Regions from separate parts of the Homo sapiens genome. Here all the other regions are linked to region 1. A link is a contact called in ENCODE Hi-C or POLR2A ChIA-PET data. All regions are on one chromosome and are shown on one strand. The core of a region is the stretch at or near the end of the contact, and the rest is flanking DNA. Distances in the headings are between cores, read along the strand shown.

Region 1 (4,384 bases), core at 1,338-3,837:
CAGTGAGCCAAGATCGTGCCACTGCACTCCAGTCTGGGGCAACACAGTGAGACCCCATCTCAAAAAAAAAATGTAACTCAAGACCAGACACGGTGGTCACACCTGAAATTCCAGCACTTTGAGAGGCTGAGGCTAGTGGATCACTTGAGCCCAGGAGCTCAAGACCAGCCTGGGGAATATGGCAAAATCCTGTTTCTACAAAAAAAAAAAAAAAAAATGAAAATTAGCCAGGGGTGGTGGTATGTACCTGTAATCCCAACTACTCAGGAGGCTGAAATGGGAGGATCGCTTGAGCCCAGGAGGCTGCAGTGAGCTATGACTGTGCCACTGCACTCTAGCCTGGGTGACAAAGCAAGACCCTGTCTCAATAAATAAATAAACAAAATAAAACTGTAACTCAGTGTTCATAGCAGCATTATTCACAACAGCCAAAAAGTGGAAGCAAAGGCAATGTCCATCCTCCGATGAATGGATAGACACACTGTGGCACCCAAACACCCAGACAGTGGAATAGTATGCATCCATAAAAAGGAAGGAGGCTGGGCACAGTGGCTCACGCCTGTAATCCCAACACTTTGGGAGGGTGAGGCAAGAGGATCACTTGAGGCCAGGAGTTTGAGACCAGGCTGGCCAACATGGCAAAGCCCTGTCTCTACTAAAAATACAAAAATTAGCCTGGCATAGTGGCACACACCTACAATCCCAGCTAGTCAGGAGGCTAAGGCACAAGAAACGAGAGTCGCTTGAGCCCGGGAGGCAGAGGCTGCAATGAGCCGAGATTGTGCCACTGCACTCCAGCCTGGACAAAAGAGTGACACTCTGTCTCAAAGAAAAAAAAGGAATGAAGTACTCATATGTTCTACATCATGGATGAACCTTGAAAATGATGCTGAAAACAGCCAGACACAAAATGCCACATACTGTATGGTTCTGTACACATGGAATGTCCAGAATTGGCAAATCCATAGATTTTAAAAAGTAGATTCGGCAGGGCACAGTGGCTCACGCCTGTAATCCCAGCACTTTGGGAGGCTGAGGCTCACTTGAGGTCAGGAGTTCAAGACCAGCCTGGCCAACATGGTGAAACCCTGTCTCTACTAAAATACAAAAATTAGCTAGGCATGGTGGCAGGCACCTGTAATCCCAGCTACTCAGGAGACTGAAGCAGGAGAATTGTTTGAACCCGGGAGGTAAAGGTTGCAGTGAGCCCAGATCGCACCACTGCACTCCAGCCTGGCCATAGAGCGAGACTCTGTCTCAAAACAGCAAAAAAAAAAAAAAAAAGAAAGAAAGAAAAAAAAAGTAGATTCGTGGTTGGTGGGGGAGGGGAGGAGTACATGCTAATGGGTTTCTTCTTGGGGTGATGAAAATGTCCTAAAGTTAGACAGCAGTAAGGGTTGCACAACCTTGTGACTACACTAAAAACCACTGAAGTATAACTTTAAAAGGGTGAATTGAATGGTATGTGAATTATATCTCAAGAAAACAAACTCAGCTGGCATCAGCCCCTGCCCCACCCTGTGGTAAAGCTGGGTCCTTGTTGGCTGGTGAGGGCTCTCCTAATCTGCACCCCCTCCTCACCTCCAGACCCACGGCATTGCTGCTCCTGGAACCCCAGCCGTCCCCTGTGCTCTGCTCTTCTGTTCTCCGTGTGCCCAGCTCTTCCCCCCACACCTAGGTACCCGGCCCCTCCCAGCCTTCACCTGCGCCTTTACAGAGGCCCCATCAGACCACCGGGCCCCCCACCCTCCACACGCCCACCCCGTGAAGAGACTCCCTTTCCCCTGGCTCTTCTGAATTTCTGGCATACTATACGATTTCCTTATTTTTCCTTATTTTTATTTTTTAATAGAGACGGGGTCTCACTATGTTACCCAGGCTGGTCTCGAACCCCTTGTCTCAATCAATCCTGCCTCAGCCTCCCAAAGTGCGGGCATTGCAGGCTGAGCCACCACGGCCGCCACGACCTTCTCTTCTGGAGCGTGTCGCTTTTGTAATTATGATGTAAACTCCGGGCACGCGGGGACCCTCGCGCTTCGCTCACTAATTTGTCCCCAGACCCTACTACCTGGCACAGTAGGCGCTCAATACTGTTGATTGAATAAACGACTGCTACTTTGGAAATCATGTATTATTTAAATCACATGTTTAAACGCACATAAACTTCTGAGTAGTGTTTTCTGCACACACAAGATGTCTCCAGGGGCACCAAAGAATGCATTTTCCACGTTTGTCCCTAAACGTTAATGCATAAGTAACCTTGGTCACCAACAGATGTGAGGGCACGTGACGTTCGGGCTGCGCCCTCCCCGCCCCGGCCCTGCACACAGTAGGGCCGCACCGCGCTTTGCAAACAGGTGGACTCGGCAGAGGCGCGACCGCCCTCACCGCAGAGAGCTGGGCCACCTGCAGGCTCTCAGGACACCCAAGGCCCCACCTCCCACCCGGAAAAGAGACGATACGCCGGGCGCAGGCGCAGAAGCCGCGCCCGTCCGCGGCGCCGCCAGCCAGGGCGGAAACGGCTGCGGCTTCGCTAGGGACGCATGCGCGGGTCCCTTAGTTTTCGCGAGATAACGGTCGAAAACGCGCTCTTGTCGATTTCCTGTAGTGAATCAGGCACCGGAGTGCAGGTTCGGGGGTGGAATCCTTGGGCCGCTGGGCAAGCGGCGAGACCTGGCCAGGGCCAGCGAGCCGAGGACAGAGGGCGCACGGAGGGCCGGGCCGCAGCCCCGGCCGCTTGCAGACCCCGCCATGGACCCGTTCCTGGTGCTGCTGCACTCGGTGTCGTCCAGCCTGTCGAGCAGCGAGCTGACCGAGCTCAAGTTCCTATGCCTCGGGCGCGTGGGCAAGCGCAAGCTGGAGCGCGTGCAGAGCGGCCTAGACCTCTTCTCCATGCTGCTGGAGCAGAACGACCTGGAGCCCGGGCACACCGAGCTCCTGCGCGAGCTGCTCGCCTCCCTGCGGCGCCACGACCTGCTGCGGCGCGTCGACGACTTCGAGGCGGGGGCGGCGGCCGGGGCCGCGCCTGGGGAAGAAGGTGGGCGCGGGGCCGGGCCGGGGGAGCCAGGGCCTGGTCGCCCGGCTGTAGGTGCTGCGAGGCTCCTCCGGTTGGCCTCCAGGCGCCTCCCCTTTGCCGGGTTTGATTTGCGTGGGTTTTCTCCGTACAGCCCTGGTTTTGCAGATGGGAGAGCCAGAAACGCAGAAAAGTTAACTTATTCGAGGTTGCAGGGCGTGGACACGCACAGTCCTTTTTCCTCCACCCACTTCTGCCCGGGTAAATTAGAAAACTCACTGAAGAAAAGATGAGTCAGAGAAGGTGTGGGGGAGGGGCAGAGGTTGGGTGAGCCTGCCTCGCATCATTTCCTTTCTGTCTCGGAATATGCTTTTCACGGCTGTCTGAGAGTAATACTAGCATTCAGTAACTCCTACCCAGGGGCTTACAGTGTGCCGCTTACCCTTGTAACTGCCAAATACAATTTTCGCAGTAGCCCTGTGGCTTAGATACTGTTAGCTATCACTGTTCCCATTTTACAGAGGACAGGACTGTGGCTCACAGGTTAAGTGGCTTTGTCGAAATGCGCAGCCGATAACTGACGGAGCTAGGCTTGAGCCAAGCAGTCCGGCCTCCGGATGGGTAGTGTTAGCCACTACACTGCCTCTCTGGTCAAGTTCATTGTGGAGTGGCTTCCTGTCCTGCTCTCGGTCACTCCCTCTCCACCCTCGCCTGTGGATTGCAGCAGCTTCCAGGATAAAAAAGAAACCCTGAGTACAGCAGAGTTTCTCAGCCCTACCCCCCTTGTTCTCAGAGTCGGGAGAGGCTTGGGAGTGCTCTGGGGACGCCTCTCAGAGGCTTCAAGCTGTAGCTTGGAATCAGCCATTCAGTCACCAATCAGATAGGGCCTAAATGTGTCACCATGGGTTTCACTCTGTAAAGACTGGTGCCTGTTGGGGACAGGATGGACAGAACAGCTCTCTGCCTGAGAGCAGTCAAGTCCAGATTTTAAAAAAAATCAGTACTGAACAAACAAAACAGGACGTAGAAAAATCGGGTTTTATGGATATTTAATGTCTGGAAAAACACTGATAAATTGCATTTTAAAGGCGGTCTACGAAACATAGCTGACATTTGAGATGTATGTGTGCTTGGTTTTATTTATATCGTCATGTAGTTACTGTGTGCTGGGAAAAGTACACCAGAAGGTGAGCGGTGGGTATGGACAGGTTGGTAGCGGGCGACTCTGCCTTCCTCCCCAGAAGTTCAGCATAGCGGTTAAGGGTCGACTCTGGCACCACACTCTTAGGGTTTCAGAACATGGCTCTGCCATCGTCTAGCTACACGATCTCAGGAATGTCCATTAGCTTCCCTGTGCCTCAATTTCCTCAT
Region 2 (4,384 bases), core at 1,204-3,703, 1.9 Mb after region 1:
ATCCAGTTCCCAACAGCAAGAGACAGAAGCTGTGGGCTTTGCCCCATCACCTCTATAAACTCCCAGACACCCTTCCTCCCTAAATACATAGGCTCAGTATTAAAGAGCTAAAAAGACAAAATGTTTGCCAAAGATAAAACTATGTATTTCTAAGGAAAGCTGGCTCCATAATGAGGCCCAAGTTAGCTTCCTATGTGTCTGTCCTCCCAGCTCCACTTCAGACAGATCTTCCTGCAGGACAGGGTAGTCTCTTCCCTATCAGGGGTTCTTCAAGAAGAAGGTTGGCTGATCACTTCTCAGCCTTCAGCTAAGATCAAGTGAACAACAAGGTTATTTTCTTGAAACCCAGACTTAAAGAAGAGGCCATGCTACCTACTTCAGAGCAGACAAACATCACCCCACTCCCAAAGTGCGAGTGGAGCATGGGTTAGGTTTGTCACATCAAGGTTTGTCTCTGCATTAGTGTAACCCAAGAGGCAGGGTTTCACTGTCTACCTTAGCACAGACATAGCAGCCTGCCCGTGACTGGCCACCTGGTCTAGGGGCATGGCTGAGACAGCTTGGCCCCATGGATAAAGTACATGGCCTAGCGTCAGAACACCTGGGCACTAGCACTTCTCAGCTTGGCCAAATCACTTAGCTTCTCTGAACTTCTTCCTCACCTTTCAATAGACATAACCCACACTAATATGACGGATGTCTGGCAAGAGTCAAATTAGATAACTGTGAAGGCCCTTTGTAAACTGTAACGTGTTGTATATTTTTTATTATGATAAAGAGACAGAGATGAGAGTCGGAGAGGGGCCTGCCCAAGAACTCAAAGAGGGACTGTGGGATGGTGGATGGTTATGGCCCTTGCTACATGAGGCCTCAAATCACCCAGCAGTGATTAAGCACCTTCTCTGGGTGTTAGGAACAGAAATGAGAGCCCCCCAAGGAGAAGGTAGAGATTCAGGAGAGCAGCAGGCCCAGCTCTCCCTTCCAAGTAGAAGCTTGTATCCTTTCTCATACGGCATTAATCCTTCTTGACTCATTCCCTGCAAGAGTCCATATTATGCTTTAAGGGACAATTTCCCACTAGGCTACAGCTCTCCCAGTAGGCAGGGTTATTGTTGTCTCTTTCTCAAAAAGGTGGAAGTGAAGTGAGAGGTATTAGGCACAACACATGCCTAACACAGGGCAAAGGAAATATGTGTTCATTGGGTGTATGGAGAATTGAGAACCAGAAGCCACCCTTGCTTCCCATACAAACGACATTTTCCTAGGCTTAAGCCCTTAATCCAAAATACGTTCACTGAAGAACGAACTACTTCCCAAGTACCAGTGATATAATCTATTTTTGTGACCATCTTCCCCATTAGACCGTGAGCTACCTGAAACCTTTCTACTCTCTCAGGTCTACTATATGTTCAAATGTAGAATCCGGGCTTAGAGACGATCAAAAAAGGAGAGTAGACAGCAACTTGAGACTTCATCCTTGAATGTCAGGCCAGGCAGGGCAGGGATTAGAGTGTGGGGAGAAGTGAGAATGCACTAAGAGGAAGAGGGAGAATTTAAAACTGTACAGGTCTCCCCAGCCTAACCCTTTCTCCAAAGGTATCAGATCTACAGCCAAATTCTCAGAATAGGCATGTCTCCAGCTAAAGGAACCCTCAGGCCCCAGGCAGACTGCACTGAGGCAAGCCAAACTCAGAACCAAATGAACTTCCCGCTCCATTTCTCTTTTCCCACAATCTAGCCAAAGCTAAATCCTCTTTGTTGCTTCCCAGACAATTTCCCACATGTCCCGATGTCCTCACTGTATCGATTAAATCCTTCATTGGCCAATTCAAAGGCCACCAACTTCCAGAGTCGTCCCCTGGCCCTAGACTAGCAGCGACCTTCCTTCTGCAACCCCAGGGACTAAGACGATACACGAATTCCTGATTCATCTCAGGACAGACTAACTCAGGGCCTCAGCTTACCCACCCCTAAAATGGATTCGCAAAGCCCACTAATACACAGAAGACACAGGAAGCTGGGGAAGGGAGTGTTTCCCGGGGACCTAGACTGAGGATCCTTGAATCTGAAAAGTTTTGAAGGTAGGAGCAAACGGAAGTGGTGGGAGCGAGCCGGACAGGCGGCTGCCTGCACACCCCGAGGCGGGGACTGTGTAGAAATCTGGGGCTTTAACAGGGGTAGGAGCCCGGCTTGGCGTCTCCTCTGTAATCTGTCCCCTCCAGGCCTCCGTATTCAGTGAGCCCTGCAGTCCGGCTGCCCGTCCTCCGCAGGTTTCTTTCTGGGCCCCATGCCCCAGTGTCTTAGCCCTCATTCCCGAGCCCCGCCTGCCGCGGCCGCACCTGGTCCGAGTCCTCGTTCTCGCTGCTGTAGCAGCACCCCATGGCCGGGGTCGGGCCGGGCGCTCAGGCCGCGCCGAGGAGGGACGGCGTCCGTGAGGAGCCCTTCCGGTCACATGACCCGCGGCGGCCTCCCGCAGGCAACCACCCGCCCCCACCCCCCGTACCCCCTGTCCCGGAGCCGCTTGGCCGCCTCAGTCAATACCCCGGCTTCCGGTCCCGCCCGCTAGCGCGTGATCGTTGTCAACCAATGGGAAGGCGTAACCGTACACGCAAGCACGTGATGCGGGGAAAGGGCGGGGCGGATCACATGACTTCATCTTTCCAGTCTCTAAACTGGCAGTAGTGGCCATCGTGAATTGTGTTATGCGTTCTCGTGGCCACTAGGCCACTTTTCTGGGCCATTGAGCGAACTCGTACCAAATGCCCTCGTATGCCCTTGTGATATACTCTTCTAAATGCCATGCGAGGGGCGACTGGGATCCAGGCCTGATGCTCCAGATCGTACGGTCTGGGTGCACACACACAGATGATCCAGATGACCAGTACCTAGTCGGGGAACACAGAGGGTGTATCGCCCAGCTGGGCTGGGGGTGAATACACAGAGGGTGTATTCTCCACCTGGGCTGGGGATCTGCGACTTACAGGAAGAAGGGACCTTATACTACCTTCACATGCTGACGCGCAGCGGAGATAAATCCTGGTAGAGGAGATAGAAGCCACCTCACTGACCTCTCTGCTTTCAGGCTTTTATCTTTAATTCTGCCTTTTTTAACAGCACCCATTGTAATCGAACGCACAAAGCTGACCATCAGTTCTCTTTTCCTAACCCCCGCTCCATGTCTTCCCTTGGGCCCTGAACACAGGTCCAAGTCCGTCCAAGATTGTATAGTGATCCATTTGTTGTTCATGAGCGTGTGATTGGGTGTTCACCAGCATGTATCAAATGTGCCACCCTCAAATCTTGTTTTGGCACATTACCCGTCTGACATAACAAGAGCCTGACACCTCTCCCACTGCATGTTCTGGGGTGAGGGGTGGAGGGGTCAGCAATGTGTTTCACTGGACATAGAGAAATAATGTAGTTTCCTGATTGATCTACTGGACTTTGTACATGCAGCCTGGTCTGCCTACTGTCTTTACTGTCTTCGAGACTCAGTACAATGTCCTCCTGATTACCTTCTCTGACTCCATTCTCTGGACATGCCCAGCTCCCTATGCTTAATCCTCATCCAGTGTTAATTCATGCATTTATTGAATCAACAAATATTTGCTGAGCGTCTACTATGTGCCACACATTGTTATATCTGGATATGCAGCAGTTCACAAAACAGCCAAAGTCCCTGTAGTCATGGAACATCCAATAGTGATCACACTATATTGTATTCTCTGTTCCTGGGTCAGTCTCACCTACCAAACTTGGGAGTTCCTGGAGCACAGTGACAGGTTCTGACTCTTCCCTGTAGCCCAAGGCATGGCCTTGCTTACAGAAAACTTGCATATCAATGAGCATGTTACAGTCACCCCATCACCTTGGCTCACCCCATGCCCCATCTTCTGATCCAAAGTATTGGAGAAGTCACCAGATCTCATACCTCTTATAACCCCTCAAATCAAGACCCTGAGGTTCTGTAAATCTTTTGAGGTTCCTGAAGGGTAGGAGGCAGCTCAAGCTCGTCCCTGGGGCTGGTAACTTGAACTGCAGGTCTCAGGTGACAGCAGCAGCCTCAGCATGAATAATTGAAAGCCATTCCAGCCTCCTACCTCAGGGTTATCCCCCGCAGCAGGCCCTGGACTCCCCGACCTGTCCTGTGCTCTGGTCCTCCAGCCCAGGTAAGCAGGGCCCTGGATTGTGGGTTCCCAAGCTCACCAGTTCAAGCCCACCGCATCACTCACCTATTCACACCCATCCATACACTCTTTCATTTTTACTCCCCGCCATCACCAGGGGCCTTGCAAGAAGGCCGGCAAGGAGGTCAGATCTGGATGAGGAGGAGAATGGTCCAGGACATGGGAGGAGAGGCCCATTCCCCATAGGTCCCTGGAGA
Region 3 (4,384 bases), core at 863-3,362, 1.7 Mb before region 1:
TCCCAGCACTTTGGGAGGCTAAGGTGGGTGGATCACCTGAGGTCAGGAGTTCAAGACCAGCCTGGTCAACATGGTGAAACCCCCATCTCTACTAAAAATACAAAAATTAGTGGGACATGGTGGCATGCACCTGTAATTACAGCTACTGGGGAGGCTGAGGCAGGGAGAATTGCTTGAACCCAGGAGGCAGAGGTTGCAGTGAGCTGAGATCGCCCCATTGTACTCCAGCCTGGGCGACAGAGCAAGACTCCATCTCAAAAAAAAAAAAAAAAAAAGTCCAGTACAACTACAATATCATAATCTTATGAGACCAGTCTTTTTTGTTTTTATTTATTTATTTATTTTTTGAGACAGAGTTTCGCTCTGTCGTCGAGTCTAGAGTTCAGTGGTGCAATCTCGGCTCACTGCAAGCTCCGCCTTCCGGGTTCACGCCATTCTCCTGCCTCAGCCTCCTGAGTAGCTGGGACTACAGGCGCCCGCCACTGCGCCCGGCTATTTTTTTTTTCTTTTTGTATTTTTAGTAGAGACGGGGTTTCACCGTGTTAGCCAGGATGGTCTCGATCTCCTGACCTCGTGATCCACCCGCCTCCGCCTCCCAAAGTGCTGGGATTACAGGCGTGACCGCGCCGTGACCTCCTGTGGATTTTCATGGGACTCTGAGAGGCGCCTCAAATCCATTTTGGAATAAGGCAGGTTATTAGCATGGGGTCTAACCGTGGGCTGTCTCGGTGTCCTGGGCTGGCTCTTGGGGCGGGGGTCCTGATGTCCGGGACCTCGGTCCTACCTGGGAGGCACAGATATGGCGGGGAACGGGAAGCCCGGGGGAGCATTTAGAAGCTCGTGTGCACAGGGAAACCCTGTCTCTACAAAAAAATTAAATTAGCGGGGCCCAGTGGTGCGTGCCTATGGTCCCAGCTACTCGGGAGGCTGAGGTGGGGGGACTGCTTGAGCCCAGGAGGTGGAGGCTGCAGTGAGTCATGATCACCCCACTGCACTCCAGCCTGGACAACAGAGCAAGACCTTGTCTCAAAAAAGACCCCAGGCCAGGCGCGGTGGCTCACCCCTATAACCCCTGCACTTTGGGAGGCTGAGGTGGGCGGATCACCTGAGGTCAGGAGTTCGAGACCAGCCTGGCCAACATGGTGAAACACCCGTCTCTTCTAAAAATACAAAAATTAGCCGGGCATGGTGGCGTGCACTTGTAATCCCAGCTACACGGGAGGCTGAGACAGAACTGCTTGAACCTGGGAGGCGGAGGTTGCAATGAGCTGAGGTCGCACCACTGCACTCCAGCCTGGGGGACAACAGGGAAACTCCGTCTCAAACAAAACCAAACCCCAAAAGTTCTCGTCTAAGTCCTTCTCCCAGGACAAGGGCACTTATCTCTTGGCGGTGCGTCACAGGTAGGGATATTCCGCGATCCCTCACCTTGACCCCGCTACGAGGACAGCCACCTCTTTCAGGTAAAGAGATCGCAATGGGAAATCATTCTGATAAAAATTCCCCTGTGGAGAATGCAGGCATCGATCCCGTTACCTCTCACATACTAAACGAACGCTCCTCCACTTAAGCTGATTCCCTAGCCCGGCCTAACCTTTGCAGCCGGCGCATATTGTGGCTCACGTCACCACCGGTGTCCCCCGCCGCCCCCGCCCCGCCCGGCCAGCTCGCCACCCTATTGGATCCCTCACGGCTCCGGCTCCACGGCCATGATGGGCTTGGCTCAATTTAGTTTTAAAAAGCATTGGCCACTCGGATTGGTGGTCCGAAGCGTCCGTCAAGCGGAGGACCTGCTGTTGCTACGGCGTAGGGGGTCCCAGCCAGGTTTCTCCCCGTTTCTGATTTGTTTCTCAGGCTCCGGGGTCCTAGAGGTTCCGGATCCGTCAAGTCCATGGGAAAAGAATGCGCCCCTCGCGCTTGACTGACGAGGCTTGCGGGCCAATCGGAATGTAGTCAAAGGAGCCGCTAGGCGATCCAATAGGTAGTAGGGGGCGGGAGAGAGGGGCCAATGAGCCTGGAGCTGGGGGCGGGGGCAGGGCCGCGATTGGCTGAGAGGCGGCCAGAGGGCGGGCGGGGGGGAACTCAAGGCCTGCTTGATACGTCCGCCATTTTGGGCGCTTCGCTGATGGTGTCGGTGAGCGCGTTTCCCGCCTGAGCGCAACTAGCGGCGGGTCGTGGGCACCTCCAGGTAATGGGGGTAGGGGAGGCGCCGGAGCAGGCCGCGGCGCGGGGTGTGCGAGGCGCGCGGGCAGGCGCGGGGCCCCTCCACCTGGCCTCAGCGGCTCAGGGAGGGAACGTCCCGGCCCCTCTCCCCTCCCCCCCCGGAATTCGTCGCTCCGCGGGCCCGGGAGGCGCGGCGCCGAGTCCTTCCCGGCCGCTCCCCGTCCGCTCCTGTTAGCCGGGGGCCCCGCCAGGACGGGCGCCGGGAGCGGGACGCGGTCGGGGCGGCGACTTTGTGCCTCGTTGACGTTCGCGGCCTGGCGCGGCGGGCGGGCGAGGCGCGCCCCTGACCCGGCTCTGGCTCCAGCCTTCCCGCCCGCCGGCCGCGGCCCGCAGTCTCGCCCCCCGCCCGGCCCGCGCCCGGTCTCCGCTCCCGCTGGGCCTCCCGGGGGCCTCGGGGAGCGCGTCAAGTTGAGGCAGCAACTCGCCGTCAAGAGTCGCGAAGACCATTGTTGGACTCTGCTCTTCGGGAAACAAGTTTTGTGGGTTTCTGTTAATTCGCCGCAGAGTCATCGGGATCCACACCAGCCAGTTCCGAGGCTCCCAGTACCCTTCCCAGTGGCTTTTTAACTCCTGTGAGGTGGCTTGTATGTAAACTGTCTCGAATGCCTCCCTGGTGTATTTGAGCCGGGGGTGGGGGGGGTGGGTGGTCCTTCTTGTGGCTTGAAGTCCCTCCCTCTTAAAGAAGCCCATTCACTGTTTACTTGGAGGTGTTTCCTGTTGAGGTCCTGCTGGCTGTGATCACAATTTAGACTTTTTAATTATAGGTGAACGGGATGGGTCTTTGGATGTACCTCCGTGCCCTGACGTTTCAACCGCGTGACTTAATGTCATTTTCCTGGTACTTCACGTTTTCTCTGTGGGGCTTTGGGTCTGTTTTGCTTTTATGGGAGGGGGTGCTTGACAGGCGTTCCCTTTCATCCTCGCAGCACTTGTTGACGGGGTGGTGTCCTTTATTCGTGGGACGTTTACTTTGATTTTGTCCTCAAGGTCATGTTGCAGATAGGCTTCAAGGGGGACAGGGACTCCAGGTTTCCAACCACCGAACTGTGCCTCAAGTAGCAAGTGTATGAGACCCAGTTATGGTGGTGGTTGGGTTTTCCTCACTGTGGAGTGGAGTCAGTGACCACTTTTTAGCTCTGTGACCTTGGGCAAGTTACCCAGCTTCTCTTTTTTTTTCTCTGTAGTATGGGAATAATAATAAGTGTCCCAGCCATAAGTTTGTCAGGATAATTGCCCTAATACATGTAAAACAGCTAGAGCTGTGCCTGGCACATACAGTCACCTCAGTGGCTGATTAGTGGTTAGGCTAGTTAATGGCTATTATTGTTTAATTTAAATTTGATTTTTAAATGTTTAGGTACTATTGGGAAGTCAGATGAGCATTTGAGTCCCGACTCTTGGTGACTGCCTTTAGAAAGCTCTGTGTAAGACTCAGTTGGGCTGAAAAAGTAAAACTATAAGTTATTTTAATTTTTTCAGGACAGGGTTTTTGACCATTCCTTAAATTAGGAACATTTACCGGAGTAATTAATGAGTAGTAGCGCCTCATAATGTTTAAAGAGATGGTTAAATACAGAAAAGCCCATCACAAGCTTAAGTCGGGCTTTGTTCCTCATGTGCTTTTGGATACTAGTTTCTGGGTGACTGCCACCCGAATCAGTAACTAGGGTTTCTTAGTGTAAGTCCTCCTTGTTACTGAAAACTGTAAGGGTGCCGTGGATTGCAGTATTCTTCAGCAAAGATAGTTTGGGAAATAGCTTTTGTCCTGGAGGGATACTTTGGAAGGTATTCTCCACTTCAGCATGTCTGGTCAGGGAGTCTAGAACATTGAACAAAATGCCTGCACTCAGTCAGAAATAAACTCACAATCCTTTACCGCTTGCCCGATACTCTCCTCCATGGTGCTCGAAACCTTGCGTGCACCTTCCCCTGGTATTGTTGTGTTTACTTGGGACTTGGTTTGCTGTATTGGAGATGTGTGTTTTGATGGACTCAGTCTTAAGTAGAGATGAGTATCTTGCTGGTGGAACTTAAGGACAGGAAGAAGATTGTTTTCGGTTTAGAACTCTAGCCTTTGTGTAAAGTATAGCAAAGCAAAGTCAACAAGCAAAAAGTTGTTAGTTTCAATGAACTAATTGAGAATTTGAGAATCAGACCATAG
Region 4 (4,384 bases), core at 733-3,232, 1.5 Mb before region 1:
AGAACAAAGCGGAAAATTATCAGCGGTCATCTACAGCTAGAGAGGGCAGTCGGCTGAGAGCTGGCAAGCATTTCTTTAGGCTCTGATTTACATTGCATATGCTTGAAGAGCTATTACTCATTAGCAAAGGGAAGATCTCACATCTTGACTTCAAGGCCCGGAAAATCCAAGTATTAACTCTGAGTCCTTGCTGTGGATTCCAAGCCTGGTAAAGTTAAAGGAAAAAAAAAATGCAAGATGCAAACACGCCAACCCTCCACCACATTGCGTTTGTTTTCACAGACAATAGTTACCAGCAGACAGCGGGCCTCTCTCCTTAAGCCAAGGATAGCAACAGGGCCCAAGGGAACCTACGTCCTAGCTTTCCCCCTTTTTTTGTTGTCCGCCGTCTGCATGGTTAGGTCAGCTTTGGACGACTGGTGCAGGGCAGAATTCCCTCCAGGGGAAAGGGCTTGGCTGGGCCGATGCATGTTGGATTAGGAAGACGACAAAGAGTATACGCTCTACCGAGAATCAGTGACTCCGGTGGGCTGTGTGTGGTGTCACCAGGGAAAATGCTTGTAGAGGGAAATCCTGGGGTACACTAGCAGCCTCAGATGGGTTGGGGAAGGGATGGAGGGGGAGCTGTGCCCATTCCCCAGGCGGTTCTTACTGGGATCATGCGGACGCCCGGGTGGGAGGCTCCTTCCAGGACCCAGGCGCCCAGGGGCAACACCGCCGGGCTGCGGTGCGCGGGTAGCAGCGAGGACAGGAAGTGCACGTTGCAGGCGGGCGGCTGCGGGGCCTGCAGGAGCGCGACGTCCTCCAGCGCGCTGAGCTCTGGGATCCCGGGGTACTCCCCGAGGAGCTCCCCGCCGTCGCTGTCGCCCCCCGCGAGCTTCGCCTTGACCTGGCCCTTGCAGTCGGCGCCCAGCGCGGGGTTGAACGCGTGCAGGACGGGTTCCTTGGGGTCCGCCGGGCCCAGGTACGCTTCTTTGAAGACGTGGAACTCGTCCTCCTCGTACTTCACGGGGGCCTTCAGGCCGATGTTCTCCGAAGCGAACGGACCCTCGGGGCTTAAGAGCTCCGTCACCATCGCATCCTCGGGGCTGGGCAGCCCGCCCGGCAGAGGGCCCTCCTCCATGGCGCAGGGCGGCGGGGCGGGATGGCGGGGGCCGCGCACCTGCAACACGCGGCCAGGTGAGAGGCAGCCAGAGGAGAGGACGAGGGGAGGGGCGGCCAGGAAAGGGGACAGCCAAGGGAGGGGCAGCCAAGGGAGGGGCGGCCAGGGGAGGGGACCAGGTGAGGGGCGGCTAGGGGAGGGGGCGGCCTGGTGAGGGAGGGCCAGGTGAGGGGCCCGGGGAAGGGCGACCAGGTGAGGGGGTCAGGGGAGGGGCGACCAGATGAGGGGCGATTAGGTGAGGGGCGGCCAGGTGAGGGGCGGCCAGGTGAGGAGCGACCAGGGGAGGCGGTCAGGTGAGCGGCGACCAGGGGAGGGGCGGCCGGGGAGGGGGTCACGGGAGGGGCGACCAGGGGAGGGGCGGCCAGGGGAGGGGGCCAGGTGAGGGGCGGCCAGGTGAGGAGCGACCAGGGGAGGGAGTCAGGGGAGGGGCGACCAGGTAAGGGGCGGCCAGGAGAGGGGCCGGCCGGGGTGGGGGTCAGGTGAGGGGCGCCCAGGGGAGGGGGCCAGGTGAGGGGCGGCCGAGGAGGGGGTCAGGTGAGGAGCAGCCAGGGGAGGGGGGGCCAGGTGAGGTGCGACCAGGTGAGGGGCGGCCTCGCCCACGGCCCGCCGCCCTCCGCCCACCCGCAGGGGCCCGACCCGGCCCGGCAGCCCCCATCCCCGCCTGCAGAGCCGAGGCCCAGCCCGGGGACCGCCCCGTCATTCCTCCTCGGAGGGACGCACCTGGGGCCGCCGGGGCTGCCGCAGCGTGGAGCGAGCGGGATGGGGCGTGGGCCGGGCCTCAGGCGCAGGCGGCCGTTGGCGGTTGGAGAAGGGGGAAGGGTGAGGGACAGGAACCTGGGGGGAGGGGAAGAGGCGCCCGGGCAGTGGGCGGGGCCTGGGCGTGGGGCGGAGTCGAGGTCGGGGCGGGGAGGTAAAGGCGGGGCCAGGGAGGTGTGGTGGGCGTGGTCTGGGGCGGGAGGAGACAGAGTCGCGAGGGGCGGGGCCTGGACTGCCGCTGTTGCCAGAGCGGGTCAGGGGAGGCACTCCCAGGTTCAGCCGATCCAGGCTCAGGTGGGGAAACTGAGGTCCCCATCAACTCGGGCAGCGCTAAGTGGGACTGCCTAGCTTGGCTTCTGACCTTGGGCTTCAGTTATATTTTTCTGGCCAGGCGTGGTTGCTCACGCCTGTAGTCCCAGCACTTTGGGAGGCCGAGGCAGGCGGATTACTTGAGGTCAGGAGTTCAAAACCAGCCTGGGCAACATGGTGAAACCCCGTCTCTACTAAAAATACAAAAATTAGCTGGCCGTGGTGGCACGCGCCTGTAATCCCAGCTACTTGGAAGGCTGAGGCAGGAGAATCGCTTGAGCCCGGGAGGTGGAGGTTGCAGTGAGCCGAGATCCCGCCACTGCACTCCAGCCTGTGCCACAGAGCTAGACTCCGTCTCAAAAAAATAAATAAAATAAAATAAAACATTTTTCTACACTCGAGCTCTCAAGACAGATCCCGGCCTGGGACGCTGCGGGTGGACAGAGGGCAGGGGCTTGCACCGCACGTTCCCAGCCTTGCACCCACTCCCGGTCCTTGGTGACGCAGCTTACAGGTGCAACTGATGGAGTTGGTCCCGAAATAGAAGTAACAAATACGGCTGGGCGTGGTGGCTCACGTCTGTAATCCCAGCACTTTGGGAGGCCGAGGCGGGTGGATCACCTGAGGTCAGGAGTTCGAGACCAGCCTGGCCAACATATAGTGAAACTCCGTCTCTACTAAAAAATACAAAAACTAGCTGGGCGTAGTGGCGCACGCCTGTAGTCCCAGCTACATAGAAGGCTGAGGCTTGAACCTGGGAGATGGGGGTTGCAGTGAGCTGAGATTGTGTCACTGTACTCCAGCCTGACCAACAGAGAAAGGCTCCCTCTCAGAAAAAAAAAAAAAAACTCACAAATACAATGAAAGTCTCAAATTTTGGGTGGGGAATGAGCTATTTCATCTTTAAGGAGTCAATAGATATCACTGTTTAATCAAGAGGAGGTGAAAGTTTAATTCAAGTGATGGCGAAAACTGCAAAGGGTGTAGAGGGACTGGTGGGAGTGGGTGCTGGGGAGACAGCCTCAGGTACTGTCTACTCAGGTACTGTTTTGGTAAAAATAAAGAATGTAAAACATCAGCTTTCTAATCTCACTTTTAAAAATTAAATACTTTTCTAAATTTTTAAAGGGTAGTACCCAAGGCACAGCAACACCGTGTACTATTTAGTTGTACATTTAACATTCAAAAATCAAGAAAATTTTGCCTGGGGCTGGGCGTGGTGGCTCATGCCTGTAATCCCAGCACTCTGGGAGGCCAAGGTGGTCAGATCACTTAAAGTCAGGAGTTCAAGACCAGCCTGACTAACATGGTGAAACCCTGTCTCTACTAAAAATACAAAATTAGCTAGGCATGGTGGTGCACACCTGCAATCCCAGCTATTTGTGAGGCTGAGGCAGGAGAATTGCTTGAACCTGGGAGGCGGAGGTTGCAGTGAGCTGAGATTGCACCATTGTACTTTAGCCTGGGCAAAAAGATTGAAACTCCATCTCAAAAATCAAACAAACAAAAACAACAACAACAAAAAACACTCACAGAAGCAGAAAAAATAATAAAAATAATAAATCGAAGAGCCCAAGAATTATGCATAGCTTGAGTGGCCCAAGCGAGAGAGTAACCCACAAGGTTGCACCGTTCATTCGTTTACTAATCAGAATCAGACGTCTACTGAGTAGCATCATGCCAGGCATACACAGCCACCTGTGGGGGTCACCCACGGGTTGCAATCAAGCCTGGAGGCTCTGCACCTGCTGCTCCTAGATGCTTGCTGCCCTGCTGCACTGGCCGGGCTGGCTCCGTCGAGTCTCTCAGGTCTCAGCTCAACCCACTCTAAGTGGGTCAACCTCCCTGCCAGCTACCACCCCCTCCCAATGATCCTCTTAGTTGCCTCAGAACACTTAAAATCCTTCAACTGGTTGGCTTGTTCTCTTTTTCCTCTGTGATATGGTTTGGCTCTGTGTCCCCACCCAAATCTCATCTTGAATTGTAATCCCTCTGTGTCAAGGGAGGGGCCTGGTGGGAGGTGATTGGATCAAGGAGGCGGTTCCCCTACGCTGTTCTTGCAATAAGAAGTGAGTTCTCACAAGATCTGATGGCTTAAAAGTGTTCGGCAATTCCCCCTCACTCTCTCTCCTCTGCTGCCATGTAACAGGTTTCTTG
Region 5 (4,384 bases), core at 1,170-3,669, 1.4 Mb before region 1:
AGTTGGCGCGCGTCCCTGTGGCCACCCCAGCGACAGCGGGAGAAATGCAACGCACCTCTCCGTGGGAAGGTCGAGCCCTGCGGTGCCCAGCTGTGGGGACAGCTCGGTGCTCAGTGCTTCTGATGACAGATGCTGCATCCAACGAGCCAGAAACGCAGGCACCGCGCTCAAGAGCCCAGGGCGCGTCTAAAAGGGGCTCACTGTGAAGCCTCAGTGAAAACTGACGGTGTTTTTATGAATGAGCACTCGGGGCCAGGGTTGGGTAAGGGCAGGCCCTCGTTCCAGGGCTCCCCGGAGGCCCAACTTGACCGCTCGGTGACCACTGGTCCGGGGCCGGGGCCAAACGCAGCAGCCGCAGCAGTATCGGAAGGGACCCAGTTTAATTCTCTTCCCCTCCAGGGTAGGCGGCTTGTTTTTAGTACCAACTCGAAACGTTATTTTGGCCTGTGCATGATGCCAACTTCTGCCACTTTGAAACAAAGTGTGTGCACTCCCAAACCTGGCCCTTTTTATTGTTTGATTCCAACTGTTAAGATAGGGTTCAAGTGCAAGGTCTAGGCTAGCAATGCTTCACAGGAAGGAAACCAGTAATTTACATGCGAAAAGCAGTCCACAGGCTCTTGGTATTGAGGCAAAACCAATCCAAAGAACCAGCTGCGAATGCTGATAGTCCCCAGACCAACTGACAGCTGGATGTTCGCTGGCCTCAGCGGTGTGCATTCTCAGCGACACTTATGTCCTCAATTTATTGCTACGTTCACTCGGTCAGAGTCGCCTTAAAGAATTTGGAAAGGCCCGGGGGTGGGGGTGCTTCCTGGCATAAATAGAAGACCAGTGCTCAGCCATTTTTTATTCACTTGGTTTGTGGCTTAGAATGAAATAAACATGCTTGCATATCTGGAATGACCAGAAACCGGACACCTGTGGAAGAAAATGGTGTAACAAAATACAACGTTGCAAAAGGTAAAACCGATTTTCATTTTATTCGGTAACTTACAAAGTTACCAGCTTCCTACTAAAATCTGCCCTTAAATATTTTATAACACACGGAGCCGAGAGGAACCGAAAGCCTGTGCCGAGTTGGGAATATTAACTTTGTTATGTATTTAACCTGGTAGGTAGTTGGGATTTTTAACTCTCTGAGTTGTTTTCTTTTTTTAAAGTAAGATCGGCCCTCATCTTTGAGTTCTGCGGCTTTAACGAAAGCCAAGGGCGGATTTACATTATAAAGACGCTGACCCATGGCCTCTCCTGACAAACCGAAAGAAGCCGGCTGTTGGCTGGCCGCGGCGGTGGCTCCGAGAAGGGGCTGCCCCGCGTGGCCCTGACCGCACCGTCGGGCTCGCAGGCCAAGTTCGCCAGGGCACGGCCACGTGACACCCCCACCCTCCCGCGGCCCCGCCGCTCCCAGCCCGGCACGACCTTGGGCACATGCTCCGCGCCCACCCGCCCTTGACCCAGCGCTGCACGGGAGAGGCTGCGGGGCGCTCCCAAGCAGGCACTGGGCCCGGCACCCTCATCCTGCTCACGGCAGCGCTCGGACCGCGCCTGGAGTCCCTGCGCCAAGGGCGTGTCCCGACGGCTGCACCGCGAGGGCGGGCATGGGGAGGGGGACCGGGGAGACGGACGCTGGGATGGGGTCAGCGGCGCCCTGCCGAATCCCGAGGGCCGAGCACCCCTCCCTCAGCCGCACTGCACCTGCCCGTAGGTGACCAACCCACGGGCGGACCCCCAGACCCAATCCTCTCCAGAGCCAGGGTGGGATGGGCAGGGACAGGAGCCGGAGGCCCTACTGGCCCCGGGCGAAGGCATCCTGGAAAGCATCCAGAGCGTCCAGCATCCCTCCCGCGGCCACCCGCAGGCTGACCGACCCCTGGGCAGACCCTCAGACTCAATCCAGTCCAGGGCGGATTAAGGAGTGGGAGACAAGGGAGCCGGTGGCCCCGCTGGCCCCGGGCCGGAGGCGTCCAGCCAAGTCCGGAGGGCCGAGCATCCCTCCCGCGGCCGCACGGGACCCGCCTGCGGATGGACCGACCCCCGGTGGACCCTCAGACCCAATCCCCTGGGGAACATGGGGAGCCCCGGCCTCTTTCTGGGTTCAGGATCTCCACAACCCCGCCGTCCGGGGGGAATACCGGGGTTCCTCTCGGCGCCCCGGTTCCGGCGGCGTCCCCCACCCGGTCCGGTTCCCGGCAGCCCCGCGCCCCGCCCGTCCCCGGCCCCCGCAGCCCGCAGGGCCGCCCCGCCACCCTCCCCACCGCGGGCGACCGGGCCTCACCGAGTCAGCTACGGAGGTGCGGCAGCGGCAGCGGCAGCGGCGGCGGCGGCGGCGGCGGTGGAGTGAACGAGCGGCGAGCGGGAGCCGGGGAAGGAGGGCCGCGGGCGAGGCCGAGCGCACCCGACGCCGGCAGCAGCGGATTGGCTGAGGCGGGTCCGGCTGCGGCGCCTGCAGGCGGGTGACTCCCGGCGCGCGGAGGGCGGGCCCGGGGCCTCGGCGGGGCGGGGCGTCCGCGGGGCTAGGAGGGGAGGGAAACTGAGGCTCGAGCGGGTGCTCGCGTCCTCGACCTCTGCCGGAATGGGGTCTAGGACGAGATTCCTCACCCTCCGAGCCTCAGTTTCCTCATCCGTAAAACGAGCCATCTCGTGGAGGCCGTGCGCATAAAATCGCTTAGCTCCGTGCCTGGCTGATCCTCGCGACTTATCTATCGGCATTGCCCCGTGTAATGCTCCAGGCACCCCCTGATGGTATTCACCCCTGACTCTTTCATGCAGACAAGGGTCGCGGGCCAGGAAATAAGTTACCCCACATCACCGAGCTGAGAAGCAACCGATCCACAGGGAGTGGTGGGGCGCGCCTGTAATCCCAGCTACTCGGGAGGCGGGAAGTCGCTTGAAGCCAGGAGTTCGAGGCCAGCCTGGGCAACGTAGCGAGACCCCGTCTCTAAAAAAAAAAGCGCGGGGAAGTGATAGATCGGACATTGGGTCCAGATCTGATTCCACAGCCCATGCCCCAAATCAGACCTTATACCACGAGTGGCAGTCATCGCGATCCAGAGGCAGCGTGGCTCCTCCTCATCTAGCTAGGATAAAAATGCCTCACTTGGGGGGCTTTGGTGAGATTTACTAAAATAATTCTTCCAGCGTCAAGAACATAATAGGTGCTGGGAGAGGAGTAGCTGGAGGCCAGGGCAGAGCGACCGAGAGACCCTTGTGCTGGAGCTCGGGAGAGGGGCCGGGAGCGGGAACTGAACATCCACCGGTCCCAGGAGTCTAGGGCGAGCGCAGCTGCAGGGGACCCAGGGGGTTGAGGGGGAGGGAGAGGGGCCCCAAGCGTAACAGGAGGGCCAAGGGGGTCTTCCTGACCGGGAGCCACCCCTCCCCTATCTTTGCCCGCAATGCTTCCAGGCGCGAGCTGGCGGCTCTGCATACAGCAGGTGCTCCATAAATGCACCGATGTTATGAACAAAGACTCTTTTAAACCTCTTTTATGAACCCTGCTCTTTTTAAGTTCGACCACTTCTTCTAGTTATGAAAAAATCCATGTTTGCAACCATCCTTCTTTCTGTATCATTTAGTTGTTACCGCAGAAGAATTTAGAAGAGAAAATGAAAGTTCTCCTTTGATCCCGCCCCCCACCACCGCTGCAGTTAACTCTCCCTGCGGTTCCCGGGCTCGCTGTTTTAAAGGAAGGCTAGGATGCAAGCTGTCTGTAAGGCTGTTTTGTTTTCACTTGGCTTACGTCGTAGACAGGTCTCTGCTGGGGGACGGAGATGACCACCGGCCTTCCCAAGGCTGCATAAGATTTCCTTTGACTATGCTGTGATCCATTTACGCGGCCCCCATTGGACAATTAGGGCCTCCTCCCCGCCCCCCACCCCACCATTGCAGGTATAAATAAAAGCTGCGTTGGCCGTCGATGTACCTCCTGGAGCTCCTGATTATCCTGTAGGATAGATCCCTGGAGGGGAAGCAACCAGGCACGTGCGACATTTTGGTGACACAGGCCAAGCTACCATGCCGAAAAGTTTACCAACTTCCACTGCCACCCGCGCGTGCAAGCGGGGCCCTGTCTCCGATTATGGATTATTTTAATCTTTGCCAATCCTAAAAGGAGGGGTGGGGGAGGGAAGAATCTCTCATCTCTCCTTTTAATTTGCATTTCTTTGAGGTTAGAAGTTGGGGGTTTGTCCCCCTGCTTGCGCTTGTCTGGACCACCAGTGAGCCCAGGCACTCGACCCCCGCAGATTTCACCGCCCCAAGAGGCCAGTGGGCTGGGCCAGGGCACACGTTCCTGACGCGCGGCTGCACCCCACGAGCCCGGGCGGCTCTCGCGCGTGAGGCTCTCCTTGCACGTGGGCCTTCGCGGTTTGCACTACGGAAGCTG
Region 6 (4,384 bases), core at 983-3,482, 1.3 Mb before region 1:
TTCTCCTCTCCTCTCCCATTTGGGCATCCGGGGCTCAACCCTTGGCCTTGACCTCCTCTCCGCCCATGGCCATTCCTCTGGTGACTGCATCCAGTCCGATGGATTTAAACACCCCCAATGTGCTGGTGACTCCCAAGTTTACACCTCCAGCCAGGGCTTCTCTCCTGGTTTTGCATACCCACCTATCTATCTGCCTTAGCCACTCGTGTCTGACGAGCACCTCACACCTCCAGAGGCTCCTCATTTCTTCCCATGCCTGCTTCTCCCACACTCCTCCCTCTCACATGAGGGCAACTTCATCCTCCCAGTTGCTCAGGCCCCAAACCTCCATCAGTTTTGACTCTTCTCTCGCACACTACTCAGTCAACCCATTGGCAAATCCATCCCACTATTAAAAACTTAGCAGGCTTCTGTACCTAATTTGCTTCTAGCTTTGTTTTTGGGTCCCCAGGGAACAAACAGTCTCCTTCCTCTCCCACAGGATTTCCTTTAGGTAGTCCTAGAGACTGTGACTGTGTACTTCCATCACGTCTCCTTTGCTCACTCTTCAAGGCCCCAGCTGCTCACTGTTTTGGTCACCTTGTCTCTACTCGCTTCACTGTGTGTCTTTCTCTCCTAATGCGTGAGTCTGTACTTGAACATAGCATTGGAGGGGTGGTTTCATGTAGGTAGGTAGAATGGAGTAAGTCCCACTGCTTTTGTAAAAACTTTCCTGCCTACTTAAACCTAAGTTTTATTATGGAAAATGTCAAGCATACAAAAGTAAAGAGAACAGAATAGTGAACTCTCTCAATTATCCCTTTCCAGGTTCAACAGTTACCAACTCATGGCCAATTTTGGCATCTACATTGCCTCTGGCCCAACTCTGTGATTATTATTAATTTCTTAATAGACTTTATTTTTTAGCACAGTTTTAGTTTCACACCAAAATTGAGTGGAAGGTACAGAGAGTTCCCATATGTCCCCTGTCCATGTGCCCACAGCTTCCTATCAACATCCCTCACCAGAGTGGTACAATCTTTACAATTGATGAACCTACATTGACACATCATTGTTATCCAAAGTCCATAGTCTACATTAGGGGTTCACCCTTGGTAGTGTACATTCTATGGATTTGGACAAACTTATAATGACATGTATCTACCATTATATCATACAGAATAGTTTCACTGCCCTAAAAATCCTCTGAGCTCCACCTATTTATCCTTTTCTCCCCCAATCCTCTTACCCCCCATGTAACTTTTTACTGTCTCCTTAGATTTGCCTTTTCCAGAATGTCATAGTGGGAAACATACAAGATGTCCCCTTTTCAGGTTGGCTTCTTTTACTTAGTAACATGTATGTAAGTTTCCTCCATGTCTCTTCATGACTCATTTCTTTTTATTGCTGCATAATATTCTACTGTATGGATGTCCTACAGTTTATGTAACCATTCATCTCCTGAAGGACATCTGGGTTGCTTCCAAGTTTTGGGAATTATGGTACTATTCTTTTAATATCGTCCAATATAGAGTTAGATCCAGTTTTCCATTTTTGGGGGTCATGGTGAGACATGAAACCCAGGTTTAAAACATACATAAACACTCATGCACACAAATACACACTCCAACCATTTTCAAGCAGAGATTTATAGAGTTTTTAACGGACATAACCTTTTTGGAGCCTCGTATCAGCCCAGCGCCTTAAATACGGCTGTTTCTTTTGCAGAATGAGTTCAGATTAGGCGAGGATATCCATCACCATTTTTCAGACCAGCTCGCAGCCTGGGGGCAGTGGTTCAAGCACAGGCTTTGGAGCCGAAATGACTGCGCCTGAAGTACTCTTCTTCCACTTCCCCGCTGTGTGACCCTGGGCACGTTACCTAGCTCCTCTGAGCCTCACTCTTCTCCCCCATAACATAGGGCCTATACCAAAGTTCAAGGGCTATTGTCAGTATTCAGGCTACTAACTGAAGGAATCAAAATCTGAACCTGGGTTCCCCCGACTCCAAAACCCGTGCTATATTCACCACAAATGCGATCAACACACAAGGCACCAGGTCGGACCCAGGCACATACGTGGCGAGACCGCAGGGAGCAGCGCTCGCTCTGCGTCCTCCCTTCCTCCCATATCCCAGGTCTCACCTGCTCCGGGCCCCGAAGGTCTCAGGATGCTGTGGCTGCACGCGGACGCCAGCCGCCCTAAGGTGACCGTCAGGGAAGATGCTGCCATGGCCGCAGCCTCGGCCGGAAACGGAAACGACGCGAACCGCGTGCGTAACGCACGGGCCCGGCGGGGAACACCGGTCCGCTGTAACACCGGCCCGGCGCAGAAGCGGGACGTCGGCTTCTAGGGGCCCAGGCCGGCGGCGGCGATGGCCTCGGCAGCTGTGGAGAGCTTCGTGACCAAGCAACTGGACCTGCTGGAGCTTGAGAGAGACGCGGAGGTGGAGGAGCGCAGGTACGGGAGGCCGCCGGCGCCGCTCCCTCGCGGTCGGTCCCGCCGTGTCCCGGGCAGAGTCTCCGAGGGGCTCGGCCTCATAGTCTGGGGCGGGAATTTCGTCTCCGACCCTTCGAGTCAGGGGCAGGGATCGTCCGTCCCCTGCTTGGCCACCTCCCGAGTTGTCAGTCTCATCACTTCCTGGGCAGCGCGTTCCGTTTGGGGACCCTTAAGAAGCACTTTGATTTCCCGACCCGAGACCCCCCACTAAGCTTACACTCCTGGGCCCTGGCCCCGACCCCAGTTCCACCCGCAGCGAGTTAGCAGCCCTTTCCCTTATTCATTCAGTAAACATGGTTTGCGCCCATTCTCAGTCAGGCCCCGGCAGCATGAGTCAGGTGCACTGGCTGCCCCCGATCCGGCCAGCGGCGGGCTGGGCATAAGCAGAGAGTCCCTTCCCCTCCAGTGCGTCCAGGGCCGGCTGCGTGCGTGTCGCGGGGAAAGAGCCTGGAGGAGGAAGGCCCTTCCCTGGGGAGGGTCATGGTGGCTTCAAGGAGGGAGTGGTGCCTGAAGGAAAATTGGAGTTAAGCTGGTGGGTGCGGAGTAGGGTGGGGAGCCGTCCTGAGAGGTGTGGGGAGCCATGTGAGAGCCGGGCTTGTTTCCGAATGGGACTATTTACTTGTCCAAAACAATCAGAGCTAACACTTACGTACTTTCCATGCGTTAATTCTTTTACACCTCATCCCATGCCAACCCTACAGTGTAAGTTTCTTTTTTTTCTTTTTCTTTTTTTTTTTTTTAGACAGAGTCTCTCTCTGTCGCCCAGGCTGGAGTGCAGTGGCACGATCTCGGCTTACTGCAGCTTCCATCTCCCGGGTTCAAGCGATTCTCCTGCCTCAGCCTCCTGAGTGGCTGGGACTACAGGCGCGCCACCACGTCCTGCTAATTTTTTGTATTTTTAGTAGAGACAGGGTTTCACCATGTTGGCCAGGATGGTCTCGATCTCCTGACCTCGTGGTCTGCCCGCCTTGGCCTCCCAAAGTGTTGGGATTACAGGCGTGAGCCACCGTGCCCGGCCGCAGTGTAGGTTTCTGTTACTGTCATTTTCCGTCTAAGGAGATGGAGACAGAGAGGGGTTAAGTAACTTGCCCCGGGGTGACACAGTGTAGCCCGATTTGCTGTCAGGCAGTCTGCTTCCAGAGTTTGCAGTCAGCCATATGTGGGTAGGATTTGTCTGAGATGCTTTTGATCATGGCAATGGAGAGCTTTTGCAGTTATGTTGAGTTTCTTAGAATCCCAGCTGTTTCATTTATGGCTGTGTGACTTTGCAGGTTCTGTCTCTGAGCCTTACTTACTTCATCTGTAAAACTGGGATGATTCCCACCTCACAGGCTTGCTCTGAGAATGAAACGATCCCCTGTCAGTCAGGTGCTCAGCGTGGTGCCAAGGACAGAGTCAGCCCCCATGGCAGTGGCTCTTTCTGAGGATGCTGAGCAGACTGGCAGGGCGAGCCTGGGAAGGGCCTGGCTAAGGAGCTAGTCTTCTGTTCTGTGTATGAAGGATGGGCCATCAGCGGGGTTAAGCAGGTGAGGGAGGCGAATAGCTTTGCATTTTAGGAGGATTTCTTGGGTCTCCTGCTTTTGATTGGACGTGGAGAGGCCAGAGGTAAGGTAGTTGAGAGGCTCTGTTTAGTCCAGGTGAGCAGTGATGTGGATTTGAACCGGGGCTGTGGCAGCCAGGATGAGAGGCAGAGAAGTCCAGGTAGAAATGGGAGGGGCCTGATAGGACTTAGTGACAGATGGGAGGAGAGAGGGGAATGCTGATTGAAAGATCTGTCTCAGGTAACTGAGAGAAGGGTTGTGGCATTAACTGCCCTAGGGGGATGTAGGAGGAGCGGGATTGGGAGTGGAGCCAATTCGGAGTTCCATTGGGACATATTTAGTGCCTGTGAGTAGATCTTTATCTA
Region 7 (4,384 bases), core at 1,108-3,607, 1.2 Mb after region 1:
ATGTGTAGGAAAATTATTGATATATGTGACAGCTCGGTTAGAGCATCCAGAAAAAAATGAATGAGAGATGCATAGAAACCTTACCAAATGAAAAAAAAAAAAAAAAAAAAAGGAAGGCAACTGTTAACTCCAGGAAAAATAAAAAGTCATATAAGGAAGGAAAAAAAGAAACCAAGCCATTATTATAGGACCTTACTTGGCTCAACAGTGAATAATGGTAATTTTGTCATAACAATGTATACTCTGACTATTTATTGACTATTGTATGCACAGAAGGGAATTTGCAAAGTTAGGGGTACTAAAAGGAAATTACTTAGAAACAAGTAGGTACAAACAACAACACAAAAGTAGCTGAAAGAATGAAAAGTGTTTGCTGCTGGCAAGCAAGACTGTCGGATGTGGGATGTGGTAGAGAGTATTTCTTCTGAAGCCTTTTAACACTGATTTTTAAAAAAATGTGTGCATGAATTACTTTAATAAAAATTCACACACATTTAAAAAATTTCAACGATGAAAGACATTTTCCTTATGCAGTGTGAGAACTTCAGTACCCGCACTTCATTCAATTTACACAAGTTAGTTTATGCAGTTCCTATGATGCACAAAACAAGACGAAGAGTTCTTGATAGGAAGAGACCGTGTCTCTCTCCGGCCCCAAATACTGAATACAGAGCCTGGCGAGTGCCAGTCACTCTCCTTATATCTGTAAAATCAAAGTGGATGAAAGAAAACTACTTCTGAGAAAAGCTGACACGCTAGTGAGTCTGATCTCAAGATCACAGCCACCTGGACAAGCTGGCTTGCTTTAGACAGTTCCTCTCCCCCAGGCTCTCATCAAGGTAAGATACAAGCTTAGTTTCTTCCCAGCCAAAACTTACCAGCTCAGTGCCCCCACTCCCTCCGATCCCTAGTTCCCACACTGACTGGTGTTAATCCAGACCACCCACATGCACACTTGCCTTACAGGAAGGCTAAGTAGAATGGGGTGGCATTCGTCTTGCCCCAAGCCATGGATAAGCTACAAGGGGACAATGCCTGGTACCAACATTATCAATTATGTAAAACACTGGGAAATTGCAAAAGGGTCAGGGGATGTGTAACCTCAGAACTAAAGTGTGAAAAAGCCACTGGGAGAATGTTGTCAAAAGGGATTAAAACAAGACCAAAGAAGTACTTTTAGCTTATTACAGAGTTCATTCACCCAGGAGTCAGCTCTTTAGCCACAAGCATTGAGTTGTGCAATAAACATCTAAGTAACATCCTTCCCAATAGACGGCTGGGAACAGACAAAGGGGAGGTGCCCTGGTATGTTGTATTTTACTCATAAGAGGCACAGACAGTCGTTGGCACTCGAGAGCTGGTGGACCAGTCTGTCTGTACTTTCAACGCTGTGAAGCCATAGCCTGCGCCCACGATCCAGGGCACTGAGATACACTTACCTCCAGCCTCTTGCCAAATAGTTTCACAGCAGAAGGGAACTTTTCCTTCTTGAACCGGCCCCTTAAAAGTTTCTAGACACCTGTGCTCCAAATGCCTGCTTGATCCTTCTCAACCGGCTAAAGTCCTGCAAGGAACACAAAAATGAATAAGACCGCAGGCAGCTGACATTTCAGGAGAGGGCAGAAGCTCAAGGCCCACAGTAGGAGTCAAGCAAGAGGCAGAAGGTCCAGTGCTCAGGGCTTCAACAGCCGCATGTCAGGGAGGACGGCGGACAAGCCAGTCCCATCGCAAAGCTGCTGTGCCTGGCTCAGCACTGACAAAGAGGGAGGCGAACAACAGGTGGGGCAGGAGAAAGAGCCGCCGCGGAGCGCGGCATGGGGCCAGGAGCCGACCCCGGAGCCAGGCAGCCTTCGCCCGGGGAAGCTCCAGACAGCGCGGGGACAGAGCATCCCTCAGACGCCGGCTCGTGGGGGAGGGGGACTATCCACGCCTCCGCCCCGCCTCCCCGGAGCCCCAGCGGCCCCTCGCCTGTGAGCTGGACCCTCTCCCCACCTGCGCGCACGCCCCCTACCCCTGACCCCACCCTCGCCCTGTGAGTGGGCACCTGCTCACCTGGGCAAGCGCCCCCCACTGCGCACACCTTCCCCTGGCCTCACCTGCGCACACCTTGGCCACTCACCTGCGCACACCTCGGCCCCTCACCTGCGCCCACCTTCCCCTGGCCTCGCTTGCGCGCGCTGCTCCACGCCGCCTACCCTCTAGCCAGGGGTCGGAGTCACCCGCAGGGCAGGGGCGCCCGCCCCCGGATGATGTCAGCGATTGCCTGCCAATCGGAGGCGGACCCTGCACGCCCGGCGGCTCCGCGCCCCGTGATTGGTCGAGGAGCCTGAGCTGACTCCGGGCCCACCGCGCCCGCCATTCGGCAGCGGCCGGACTCGAGATTGACGGCCCAGGCCCCGCCCTGCCGCCCCACCGGCCCGCCCGGGCCCTAGTGGGTGGGCGCAGCCTCTGGCGCTTCTTCGGGATCCCAGCTGACCAGCTGGGGGTGGGGCGTGGCGGAGTGGCCACGTGGGCCGCGCGGAGAACGCGCCAGGCTCATCACCTGGATCATCGTGCCTCAGTTTCCCCCTCGGCAAATGGGGCTTCAGCGGCTCGCGACGCACATTGATGGAGCGTATGTCCAGGCGCCGGTGCACCGCAAGGAGCAAAACAGACACAGTTCTTGGTCCTAGGGCTCACGTCCCGGGGCGAAGAGGATCCTCCATAAACGATCAGGTAAACACATGGGTGTCAGGGAAGGCTCGCCGCTGGGAGACCGCCAAAGTGACCCGAGATGGAGTCTGGGTGGCCTGCTTATTAGGGGGGCACACCTGTGCGAGGACGGGAGGGGAGGGAGCAGCAGGACTGGGCAAAGGGAGAAGCTGAGCCACAGTGCGAGCCGGACGCACGGGCCACGTTGCGAGGGCATGACCTGGGGCGAGGCAGCCCTGGAGGAGGGGGCAGCTGAAGGTGTCTGCTGACCCCACACCCAACAGCTCGGGTAACAGGCCTTACTGTCAGAGCGATCTGGTTGCCACGTCTCTGTGGCCCTCAGAGAGACATCATGTTTTCTTTTTTCCCTGCACCTTTTTGTTTTGAAAAATGTTCAGCATACAAACAAGTTGAACGTAAAGTGAGCACGCAGATTCCTAGGTTCAGCAGGGGTGAGCAGCTGGCCACGTTTCATTTCTCTCCCTCTGTGTTTATATATGTGTATTTTTCTTTTTTCCTCCCCACTCAGCCCCCACCATTAGCTGCAGATACCGTGATACCCCCCTCCCAAATACTTCGGTATCCAACTCCTTAAGAACAAGAACCTCCTATATTACCAAAATACAATGACCACATCAGTTCAATGCTGTTATCTATTTTCCATCTCCAGTTTCCCGCGGTTGTCCCAATAATGCCCTTTACAGCCCTTTTGTTATTGTTGTTTTGTTTTGCTTTGTTAAGACGGGGGTCTCTGTCACACAGGCTGGAGTGTAGTGGCACGATCACAGCTCACTGCAGCCTTGAACTGCTGGGCTCAAGCGATTCTCTTCCCTCACCCTCCTGAGTAGCTGGGACTACAAGAGCACACCACCACACGCTATTTTTTTTTTGGTAGAGATGGGTGGGGGGGGGGGTCTCACTATGTTCCCCAAGCTGGTCTCGAACTCCTGGGCTCAAGCGATCCACCCACTGTGGCCTCCTACAGTGCTGGGACTACAGGTGTGAAGCTCTGCCCTACAGCCCTTTTTTAAACCCCAGGATCTAATCAGGGAGCCACACTGTGCATTCAGGCTATGCACTTTTTTTGGCAGGATAATATACTACATAGAGCATGTTTTATCTTGTTAGAAGGCTGTCAACCTGAAATAACCAAACAGGTCAGAATTTAGCTTAAAGAGAGTTTATTTAAGTGTATAAAGTTTGAGGACAGGCTGCCTGGGAAGCACAGATTTTAAAGAATGGAAATCAGTATTTTGAACTGTAGATGTTTGGGATCATTTATGTAGACAAATTTTAGGGAAGTTTAACAGAATTTTAACATCTTTTTATGCATAAAGTTATAATCTGACCAGCTGAGGTGGTCTTTTTTAGGTGGAAGGTATATTTAACATTTTACACTGAAGATGTAGGAGTCTGGTCTAAGTACGGGATAATAAGAGACAATCTATAATAAAGATCAGTAATTAAAAGGGGAGCAGGCCTGGTCTGTGGTCTCTCCTAGTCATTTATAAAACATGAATGATAAAGAAAAACAGCCTATAATCTAAAAGACAAAATTACAAACATGCTATGTGACCCAGTTTCTAGGACTTAACTTCCCTCTTGACATAATAAATTTATTTATTTTTATTTATTTATTTAAAGACAGGATCTTGCTCTGTTGCCCAAGTTGACCTAATAAATTTCAAGAGTC

What was found. Hi-C counts contacts between places; a loop is a spot of excess contacts on that map. ChIA-PET counts read pairs that join two places held with the same protein, here RNA polymerase II (POLR2A). Pooled maps may share reads with other maps.
Region 2: a pooled map shows a loop between it and region 1 (9-fold over the local background). The contact joins the promoter of LAMTOR1 here to the promoter of FADD in region 1. A Hi-C loop is called at or near these places in 1 of 168 maps with a recorded cell type or tissue (naive thymus-derived CD4-positive, alpha-beta T cell) and 7 of 50 pooled maps. POLR2A ChIA-PET finds 5 or more read pairs at or near these places in 1 of 52 experiments (WTC11).
Region 3: a loop to region 1 is called in a map of CD8-positive, alpha-beta T cell, with 12 times the contacts of the local background. The contact joins the promoter of PPP6R3 here to the promoter of FADD in region 1. A Hi-C loop is called at or near these places in 1 of 168 maps with a recorded cell type or tissue (CD8-positive, alpha-beta T cell) and 8 of 50 pooled maps. POLR2A ChIA-PET finds 5 or more read pairs at or near these places in 1 of 52 experiments (BJ).
Region 4: a loop to region 1 is called in a pooled map, with 16 times the contacts of the local background. The contact joins the promoter of TESMIN here to the promoter of FADD in region 1. A Hi-C loop is called at or near these places in 7 of 50 pooled maps. POLR2A ChIA-PET finds 5 or more read pairs at or near these places in 2 of 52 experiments (WTC11 and activated naive CD4-positive, alpha-beta T cell).
Region 5: a loop to region 1 is called in a map of CD8-positive, alpha-beta T cell, with 13 times the contacts of the local background. The contact joins the promoter of CPT1A here to the promoter of FADD in region 1. A Hi-C loop is called at or near these places in 2 of 168 maps with a recorded cell type or tissue (CD8-positive, alpha-beta T cell and naive thymus-derived CD4-positive, alpha-beta T cell), 3 of 37 single-sample maps with no recorded cell type and 13 of 50 pooled maps. POLR2A ChIA-PET finds 5 or more read pairs at or near these places in 1 of 52 experiments (GM12878).
Region 6: a loop to region 1 is called in a map of dorsolateral prefrontal cortex, with 4 times the contacts of the local background. The contact joins the promoter of MRPL21 here to the promoter of FADD in region 1. A Hi-C loop is called at or near these places in 3 of 168 maps with a recorded cell type or tissue (CD14-positive monocyte, CD4-positive, alpha-beta T cell and dorsolateral prefrontal cortex) and 10 of 50 pooled maps.
Region 7: a loop to region 1 is called in a map of B cell, with 16 times the contacts of the local background. The contact joins the promoter of DHCR7-DT here to the promoter of FADD in region 1. A Hi-C loop is called at or near these places in 6 of 168 maps with a recorded cell type or tissue (B cell, CD4-positive, alpha-beta T cell, CD4-positive, alpha-beta memory T cell and 3 more), 4 of 37 single-sample maps with no recorded cell type and 15 of 50 pooled maps. POLR2A ChIA-PET finds 5 or more read pairs at or near these places in 1 of 52 experiments (activated CD4-positive, alpha-beta T cell).

What each region holds. Positions count from the first base shown.
Region 1 is chr11:70,200,709-70,205,092 of GRCh38, forward strand. FADD (Fas associated via death domain) reads left to right here and starts at 2,588. Exons shown (of 2, transcript NM_003824.4): 1 at 2,588-3,037. The coding sequence starts at 2,752. RefSeq lists silencers at 2,998-3,077, 3,127-3,318.
Region 2 is chr11:72,100,844-72,105,227 of GRCh38, forward strand. LAMTOR1 (late endosomal/lysosomal adaptor, MAPK and MTOR activator 1) reads right to left here and starts at 2,454. Exons shown (of 5, transcript NM_017907.3): 1 at 2,340-2,454. The coding sequence starts at 2,381. LRTOMT (leucine rich transmembrane and O-methyltransferase domain containing) reads left to right here. Exons shown (of 9, transcript NM_001145310.4): 6 at 4,121-4,169. It also overlaps the pseudogene LOC124902837. RefSeq lists enhancers at 2,160-2,239, 3,020-3,540 and a silencer at 2,340-2,609.
Region 3 is chr11:68,458,640-68,463,023 of GRCh38, forward strand. PPP6R3 (protein phosphatase 6 regulatory subunit 3) reads left to right here and starts at 2,113. Exons shown (of 24, transcript NM_001164161.2): 1 at 2,113-2,188. RefSeq lists silencers at 1,524-1,673, 1,984-2,353, 2,364-2,413, 2,464-2,573 and an enhancer at 1,784-1,843.
Region 4 is chr11:68,749,538-68,753,921 of GRCh38, forward strand. TESMIN (testis expressed metallothionein like protein) reads right to left here and starts at 1,983. Exons shown (of 10, transcript NM_004923.3): 1 at 1,883-1,983; 2 at 653-1,162. The coding sequence starts at 1,123. RefSeq lists an enhancer at 1,110-2,095 and silencers at 1,796-2,085, 2,096-2,215.
Region 5 is chr11:68,839,497-68,843,880 of GRCh38, forward strand. CPT1A (carnitine palmitoyltransferase 1A) reads right to left here and starts at 2,420. Exons shown (of 19, transcript NM_001876.4): 1 at 2,279-2,420. RefSeq lists enhancers at 446-605, 2,814-3,339, 4,062-4,201, 4,242-4,384 and silencers at 1,259-1,538, 1,589-1,688, 1,949-2,028, 2,239-2,288, 2,309-2,668.
Region 6 is chr11:68,901,600-68,905,983 of GRCh38, forward strand. It overlaps MRPL21 (mitochondrial ribosomal protein L21), which reads right to left and starts at 2,233. Exons shown (of 7, transcript NM_181514.2): 1 at 2,124-2,233. The coding sequence starts at 2,211. It overlaps IGHMBP2 (immunoglobulin mu DNA binding protein 2), which reads left to right and starts at 2,292. Exons shown (of 15, transcript NM_002180.3): 1 at 2,292-2,439. The coding sequence starts at 2,354. RefSeq lists enhancers at 2,106-2,833, 2,265-2,384, 2,715-2,774.
Region 7 is chr11:71,446,171-71,450,554 of GRCh38, forward strand. DHCR7-DT (DHCR7 divergent transcript) reads left to right here and starts at 2,358. Exons shown (of 2, transcript NR_186309.1): 1 at 2,358-2,715. DHCR7 (7-dehydrocholesterol reductase) reads right to left here and starts at 2,223. Exons shown (of 9, transcript NM_001360.3): 1 at 2,120-2,223; 2 at 1,440-1,564. RefSeq lists a silencer at 1,890-2,529 and an enhancer at 2,255-2,756.